2 separate regions of the Homo sapiens genome follow, and region 1 is linked to region 2. Evidence: read pairs that join two places in POLR2A ChIA-PET (ENCODE). Cell type or tissue: MCF 10A. All regions are shown on one strand. Links, peaks and the distances in the headings refer to the core of each region. The heading gives the core; the rest is flanking DNA. Region 1 has its middle 260 kb from the start of LINC01249. Region 2 has its middle 210 kb from the start of LINC01249.

Evidence for each region. ChIA-PET counts read pairs that join two places held together with the same protein. Peaks named below come from ENCODE experiments on the same cell type or tissue, not always from the same donor. Only the 100,000 strongest peaks of a DNase experiment are listed, where the experiment ranks them.
Region 1: POLR2A ChIA-PET joins it to region 2 with 11 read pairs; 1 of 35 experiments calls an interaction of 5 or more read pairs at or near these places.

Annotation. Positions count from the first base shown.
Region 1 is chr2:4,912,203-4,916,607 of GRCh38, forward strand. No RefSeq gene overlaps it. Among named protein-coding and RNA genes, the nearest start is that of LINC01249, 260 kb to the left of the region's middle. In MCF 10A, for the core only: no CTCF peak of the experiment used is centred there; DNase peaks (open chromatin) are centred at 1,179 and 2,519.
Region 2 is chr2:4,860,453-4,864,857 of GRCh38, forward strand. No RefSeq gene overlaps it. Among named protein-coding and RNA genes, the nearest start is that of LINC01249, 210 kb to the left of the region's middle. In MCF 10A, for the core only: no CTCF peak of the experiment used is centred there; a DNase peak (open chromatin) is centred at 1,749.

The DNA.
Region 1 (4,405 bases), core at 270-4,269, 52 kb after region 2:
AATGCAGAGAAAACAACAAAAACAATTTTTTTTTTGAGATGGAATCTCCTTCTGTCTACCAGGCTGGAGTGCAGTGGCATGATCTCGCCTCACTGCAACCTCTGCCTCCTGGGTTTACACTATTCTCCTGCCTCAGCCTCCTGAGTAGCTGGGACTACAGGTGCCCACCACCACGCCTGGCTAATTTTTTTGTATTTTTAGTAGAGACGGGGTTTCACCACTGTGTTAGCCAGGATAGTCTCGATCTCCTGATCTTGTGATCTGCCCGCCTCGGCCTCCCAAAGTGCTGGGATTACAGGCATGAGCCACTGCACCTGGCCAAAAACATAAATTTTATACACATCTTACTCTTATGAATTCATTGGCTTTTTCCTTTGAAAAAAAAATTACCTTAAGTGTAAGGATTTCTGCCTGTCTCATAGTGGCTGGCAGAACGTTATCTGGTTACCATCCATAAATGAAGTCGTCTTTCCCGCACAGGTAGGATTTCATAGCACCCCTTGTATGGTAGGGCTATAGGGCTCATCTTGAAACTGATGGCCCCTGCCTAACCAGGGCTGCCCTTGTACACATCATCTGTATTAGTCTGTTCTTACTCTGCTAATAAAGACATACCTAAGACTGGGTAATTTATAAATGAAAGAGGTTTAATTCACTCACAGTTCCACATGGCTGATGAGGCCTCACAATCATGGCGGAAGGTGAATAAGGAGCAAAGTCACATCTTACACGGCAGCAGGCAAAAGAGATTGTGTAGGGAAACTCCCCTTTTTAAAAACATCAGATCTCATGAGAATTATTCACTATCATGGGAAAAGCACCGGAAAAGGCCAGCCCCCATGATCTAATTACCTCCCACTGGGCTATTCCTACAACAGGTGGCAATTATGGGAGCTACAATTCAAGATGAGATTTGGGTGGGGACACAGCCATCTCCCAAAATTTGCCATGAAGATTAAAGTCTATGAAGAGTTACTGTCTTTGAGATATGGTGCTCTTCAAACCTATGTTCTGGAACTATATCTGCAAATTCTGGCAAGTTTTTCTCACCTTGAATTCACCATCTATATTCCGCATAAAAGAGGTCTGTCTTCTCTCCTACTATTTTCCAAATGAAAAGTGGTTGTAATCACGTTTCCTAAGGCCCCTGGCTTAATGACTCACAGGATATGTCATTCGGGCAAGGGTGCAATCCCAGTATTAGAACACTGAGTTCTAGTCTCCTGGTATTTGGGGACCAACAGATGATATCTATAACCTTTGTTTTTCCATTTGTATAATTTATTTCAAAACATAAGTAATGAGCATGATCTCTTACAGGCATTGCTAAGTGTTAGTAATACAGAGGAAAAAAAGAGCTTATAGGTTAATTTAGAAAAATAAGTAAGTTTTGCGCATCTTTCATGTAATTAACACTATGTGGGATGCTATTTTGTAGATGTTGTCTTCATCCTTTTTCCAGCTTTGCAAACCAATTCATAGAGGTTAGGTAATTTATCCAAGGTCCTAAACTACCTATTAATAATTGATAGAGTCTGAGTCTGCACCCAGTTTTGCCTGGACACAAAAAATTGCCATTTCCATGAAGCCATGCTCTAAAATGAGATCTCTTCCAGTACACATATTAACAACCCTGGCTTTAAGCAAGACCTTTTCTATCTCTTCAGATACTAGCAAAGTTGGATGTTGGATGTAAAATTTCCAATTTTGTCTAGTACCAGTATTGTACTTCTCAGGTTAGTGAAAAAACTAATAGCTACAGATATTAAATCATGATGATTACGAAGATGCTTTGCAATCTATAAAAGTTACTACAGATTGATCCTGTTAAAATCCCTATTATTTCTGTTGCACCAGGAAAGGATAAACAAAATTGCTTTTTGCTAGAGACAGAAGATTATATTCTCATCTAAGGGTGAATACAGTCGCAGCTGGGCCTTTATAATTGTGACTCATTTAAAATGCCTCGTTATTAAAACTGGATTGTTTTGGATTGCGACTTTATTCAATTGAGACAATTATGTGTTCTGTGTGATTCAAATCAATGATTTCAGGCAGCAGTTGATTATTTCAGCTTAATTTGTTGTGCCTTTTGCGTTTTTAGACAGGCATTGGATATCAAATTCTGAAATTAGATTTTAATTTCCTTTTGTGGGAATTTCACATGTATATTGCATTAGCTTTCATAAATGTCATGATGCTTTTCTCCCTATGCGAGTTCATGCATAAGCTCAGAAAATATCGATCCACAGAAGCACAGATTCACAGACTGTATGCAGGAGCACACAAGTCTCCCGTAAAGTGAAGCTGCCACTGTGGCTTTGGGACAATTGAGTATACTCATTGTGTCTACTGTCCCAGCTCCAGGATACTTTGATGAAGAAATTTCATCCTTCTGTAGGTTTTCTCTTTTCTATGCTTTCTAGGAGGAATTATTTAGAAATCAGTGGAAGCTCCAGGAAATGCTACCATAACGATGAAGCAACTGTATGACTCAGCAGGTGGAAATGTCCCAAGCCCTTCTCTCCAAGGGTTGATGGCAATCCATGGTGCACACTGATGATGAAATGTGTTCCCGTAAACAAGTCTTTCCTCTAACTTATTAAGACGCCTGCAGCCTTAAGTGAGTCTTGTGGAGGCAGACAGGTCCCCACAGTATCATTTGTTTTAGAGGCAATTTGGACTCTCAACTCATAATTTGTTCCCAGCCACGCCCTGGGGGTGGCAATGAAATTGTCATGTTCTTGTGCAAAATTATGATTTTTACTTTTGGAAATATGTAAAATTACAAGAATATAAAACTCACCACTAGTGGCTGGGGCCAGCTATACTTAATAATCTGTGGTGGGTTTATCTGATAACGGCAAAAAATAGTGTGGTGGGAGGAAGAAGCATGGAGGAGGAGCATAGATCAGGTGTGGTGCATAAATTACTAAATATTCATATGTAACAATTATCAGCTTTGTTTCAAGGGGATGCAACTGAAGTCATGGAGGTATCCTACAGATAATAATCAACTTAATTGGAATTTGAATCAATATATGTCTGACTCCCAAATCCATACACAGGTTGACTCCTAAATTTCGAAAGAGTAAGTACCTATCTTAAATGATATGCAAGATATATCAAATTTTTAAGGGGATTTAGATATTGTGACCTCTAAATGCTCTTTTCAACTTAAAGCATATGTGATTTCATGGTTGATTGAGCCTACCCTGGGAGATGAAAACTGATGTAAGAGAGATATTAAGAAAGCACTGAGACTTAAAACAAAACACACTATTCCTGTTTTGTAAAATTTCATATTAAGACCAAGAAGGTCCCATAGAGATGACTCGCTGCCCTAGGGAATCATGCAACCTAGATCAGAAACGAATATGACTGTGCCTTCCAAACTAGAAATCTGAGTTCTCTGTAATAGAGAAGTGGCTCATCCACCAAAAATAAATAATTGTGTCAAAACAAGAAATGTCTGACTGTTTAAATATGGTTAAAGAAGAATCACCTAATATATGCTGAAAATCAGTAATTCTCATGGGCATCCTACCAATTTCAATAATGTGAGCTTTATAGCAACATCGAGACCAGGAAATAGATGGTCTAAATAAATACACAATCTCAAAAACAGAAATCCTACCTTGTGTGGGTTTTCCTTTACAGACCTCCATGGATTACAAAGGAATCTTCTTCATGGGAAGAGAATGATGGTACTTTAACTTGGGGTGGGAGTGGTTGCAGTATGGAATTATAGTTCAATTCTGTTTCAATTGTAAAATAGTGGTGTTACAGCTTGAAATTTGAGATCTCCTGGGAATTTGTCAACGCTCTGTGAAAGATCCGACTATTTTACAGCTCACAAGAATTTTTTATTTGTTGATGACATTCTCAATCTAGAGAGTCAATAAAATGCTGAATGAGGAGGGAGCCTGCCCACTTAATTGTCACTGGGGTTTAATTCATTTTATTTTGCCTGCTCTTGCCCAGAAAACTTCCCAGGAAAACTAATAACTTTTTGGATGATGTAACAGATCAGAAAACATCTCTTACACTCTCACATCCATCTTGCCTGTGTTCCGCCCCCTCTTCCACCATTCATATTCCGTTCCTTATACTTCTTTAGACATTCACAGCTGCCAGAGATTTAGTTTCACAGTACTGTGCATCATACCAATTTCCTGGAGCAGGGTAGGGAAAGACCACAGGACTTTCTTCATAAATTATAGGATTATTTTAAACCTTATACTCTGATATTTAAAGCTCCACAAAAATAATATCATGCTAACCTGTCTAGCTTTCATTTTTCACCACCCCTTCATGTGTATCTTCGCAGAACACAAACGGGCATAGTCTCCCCTTCCTCTATGGTTTCAGATAACATCTATGTTATTATGACTTCCAAATCATG
Region 2 (4,405 bases), core at 237-4,236:
TTCACATACAAACATCTCCGTTCGTATTCCACGACGAGAAAGGAATACTTCTGAAAAACGCTTTACAGAGGTGATGAAATATGAATAGGTCTTGTAAGAAAAGGAGTGTTTCTCCCTTTAAAAATAAAGATGGTCACTCTCAGAGGGAATGTGTTTCAACAAAAGGGCTGAATGTGACAGCAACTCACATTCACCATCCTTGTGTGAAATTCCAATAACAAGAAGTGAAGGTCTATGGAAGGCCGATGGTCACAGGATCTTAAAGCGACAAAAGTGCTGAGACATCCTCATCTCTCTCTGCAACTCCTCACCTTCTCCTTGCCCCACTTTCTCTCACAACTTCCCACTGTGTTGAGCAATTGTATCATTGTCTCTTACCTTTTTTACTCACTGAAATGTCCATTCCACCAGGGCCTTGGTCTTGCCATTTTGTTCATTAGCAAATCCCTAGTTTGTAAGACAATGCCTGGCATGGAGGAAGTGCTCCATAAATGCATTAGAAAATTAAGAATAAAGGAAAGAATAAACGTTTGCTTTGGGCCCAAATTCTGGCTGGGTGTCATTAAATAGCGGCATGACCTTAGACAGGTAAATCCATCTGAATTTTGGCTTTCTTACTTTAAAAATTGGAATATTAATAATCGTTGAAACACTAAGGTTGATGAAGGAGTAAATCATGGATGCAAACCATTAGCAAAATGAGTACCTAGTAGTTGTTAATGCAAGCATGATGGTGGTGCTGGTGATGCTGATGACGCTGATGAGATTAGTAGGACTAATAGGATTTTTGGTTCCGGTGGTAATGGTCATACTGGTGGTGCTATCTTTCTCTCCGGGGATTAAATCAACTTCTTGGTTGGTGACAGTGCATCACCTCGTGTCCCACTGGAGCACACCAGTGACCAATACCAGATACACAGGGACCAGAGCTACTCATTTTCAAACAGTCACTCCCACTCAAAGAGCTTAAACATCTTAACTTGAAATTAATGATGTTACTCATTCATACAAACATCTGTCGTGAAAAATCCTGCCTGAGATGCTATGTCCACATCTAAGTGTATGCATGTTCCTCCAAGATCCTGAAAGTAACGTATTTCTAAATTATCGTATTAAATGGTGGTGGGGTTATGACAGTCTCTTTATCATTTGCATTTGATTACAGTGCGTAATGATTAGAAATCTTTGTTTTGTGACATATTTCGAGTAATAACTACAGTCATTGCCATTGATCTCTACATCCCAAAGTGGGAACCCATCAAGTCATGCAAGAACCTTTGCTCCTACTCAAATCGAATTTGAGATAAGCTACGAAATGGATTCTCTCTCAAAACCCTGAAATAAAAATTTTAAGCAAAAATAAAATGAGCTTGTTCTAATAACAGGCTCACCAAAAATGAACAATTCACATTCTAAAATTCATCTAGCAGAAGACGCTTGACCCAAGTGAGTGGCAGTCCTTCCCACCAAGGACTTACTTCGTGAAAGGAGCAAACAGGCCCCACTCTCTGCCAACCCATGGGTAGATCTCTGCAAGGTATTGTATTGCCCATCTCCAAAATCATTATTATCTCATTACCTCTCATAAGCTCACCTTGTGTTATTTCCAGTAGGACATCTTAAGCTTCTGCATTGCTTAACCTGCCTTCCAGCAGAGAGGTAGTCATGTGATGAGACCCATCTGAGTGCACCAGAGCAAAAAAGATAATGAATAGCTTAATTGTCCTGGGGCCACTGAGAACTTTGTAATTTAGGAAACACGGCCAGGAGATTGCTCATAACATCCTGGCAAGTTGACTCATTTGGAAAAAGGTAGAGTCTGAGTGTGCACATTCTGTTCCTCCTCTTTACATCACTTTAGGGTTCACCTGAGAGGACGTTCAATCAAAGAGCTGATTGTATGTGCAAAGAATGTGTTGTATTCTCAGGTGGCACAGAAGACTTCTTGTGCATATACCGCATTATAAAGACAGAGGCCTCCACCATTGTTTTGACAGCAAAGCCCCTATGTATTTAAGGGCAGATCTCTTCTTTGTCTAGCATCTCGAGCTCTCAGCCTGTGTGAAGCACAGTGTCACTTTGAGTATATTCTCTGTCCCTTCTCCCTGTAAGGTATTTCCTTCCTTTCTTCATCTTCACTCATTGCACCTCTCCCTGGGAGTAAGAGGCAAAATCGCACGCCAGCGTGGAAATGACATTCCGCTGCTGTGGCTGCAAGATGGCTCTCAACAAAATGTCCCTGGAGTCTGGCTGGCCGCCTCCTAATTGGCCACCATGGCTCAATTTCCACTCATGTTCTGCGCCAAAATTAGAAGGATTTAATGCAGACGAAGCTCCTCCAATCCCACTTCCTGACACCCCATCATTCTAAGAGACACACACAGTCGCAGATAAGCAGCCTCTTTTCCAGCAGTTACTCAAAGGTCAGAAAACTCTATGAGAATCAGAGAAAAGAAAATGTCAACCTGGGAATTACTGGATGTGTGCATGTGCAGAAGGCCAAATCTTTTAAAAGATAAATATCATAGACAGAGAGTGCGCTGAGGGACCTTAGGGTTTTCACAGTTTACCGTGAGATTTATAACATCCAAGCTGCTCAAGACAGCACTCCATGTAGCATTCAAAGATCTCCAGGAGCTACTTTTATTTGTTTTTCAGCCCTACACTTGCTTCTTTTCATTCCTTTTTCCCCACATTTCTGGGGATTGGAACTTAACTTGACCCAGGTTAGATTAAATGTTCACTCCCACATCACATAACTGTAGCCAGGAAGTTAGGGTTATTTTCTTAAAAAAATTAACAGCTGCCTGAAATGCTTAGTTAAAGAAGAAGACTGGTAGATGGTTTGTTTTTTATTATCTATGACTAGAATAAAACAAACGAAAAAGTACATCAAGGATTCTACTACTACCACCCTCATCAGTAACAAGAAGAAGATAGTTCAGACTTTGGAGTCACATTGAACACCAGATGTGACTTAATGCCACTATTTCTAATCCATGTGGCCTTGAGTGTGGTCACTTAGAAATCCCTTAACTTCTCAAAGCCAAACTTGCCTCACTTTTAAAATGGGCATGAGAGCAATGTCTGGGACCTGGGAGAGTTGAGGATGCACGCAGCACACTAGGCCCAGTGCCCATCCCCTCTTCAGCTCTGGACTCCACTAAGAGAAATCAGACATGGTGAAATGTGGTCCTGAGGATGACAGCTGCGATTCACTTCCAAGCTTCAGACCCTGCAGTGTCACCAAGACAACTGCATTGTTTCAGATGCTGCTTCTTAGGGGGCCCGAATTGGCCCAGAGCATGAACTAGATTCCCTTAGTACTAAATAGTCCTGCGAGCACCATGGGGACTTTCTGTAAAAAGCAGTATTATTGTCAGTCCTTAGGGTCTACAAAATGCTCAGTTATAATTTTACAGTATTATGGATAGAAGTGTTTTAGGTTTTGAAGACTAACCAGGAGATAACACATAAAGTAGGATCTTAGTGTAAAGCTTCTTAAAATGTATTTCCATGTGATAAAAGACCAGATAAATGTGTTGATTCACTTTGTCCTGAAAAGAAAAACATCAGTAAAAATTAATTCTTGTTACTCCTGTGTTCAAGTTAATAAAAACATTGCAGTACTTTGAAGCACGTGAGAACGTACTGGTTTTAAAACAATGATGACCTCTACAAAATAGCCTACATTGCCAAGGTGTTGGTTAGAGGCAGTGTAGAGTGAACTAGATCCGTCTATATAGTTATGAAAAGCTTTGGTGACGTTTCATGAGTTGCATTTTTTACAGATTTATCCAACATTTTAGTTGTATTTTTGTTTCTATTCTTAGGTAAACCAGACAACGATGTTATATTTATCTTCAGGTTTAGAGGAATTGTGATCATTTTGGCCTTTTACATTCAAAAGGAAATCGTTGTGGTAGGTGGAAATTGTTTGTCACATCTAACTTTCTAGAATGGCGACATTTTAAAGGTTAGATAATTTTTTGGGAAGAAAAAATAGTACCACATTGCCCTTAAGATGTTACTTTTGCTGGTAAGTAGTGATATTCCTGGGGCAAATGTCATCTCTGTACCACAGGGCACCACCGGGCACGGACGTGCAGCCCTCCCCCACACCGCTCCGCAGTGAGCTCACTACAACCTTCTTAATTGCTCTGAAGCTAGGTGGGCTTCCAAACGCATTCTTAATGATCAGTGGACCGTGAGCTCAGAATCTTTGTTTCATGCCCCCCATCAACAATTGATCTGTAATTTCCATATGATGGAGACAAAAATGTCTCTTTAGTAAGGAAGTTGCTTTACTTCCTAGAGAGACATATATGAAACATACAAATCAAGTGAGGGAAAATTTAATTTTCACGGCTATAGGTATAGGAAAGAGCCAATTGTCCCTATTTAA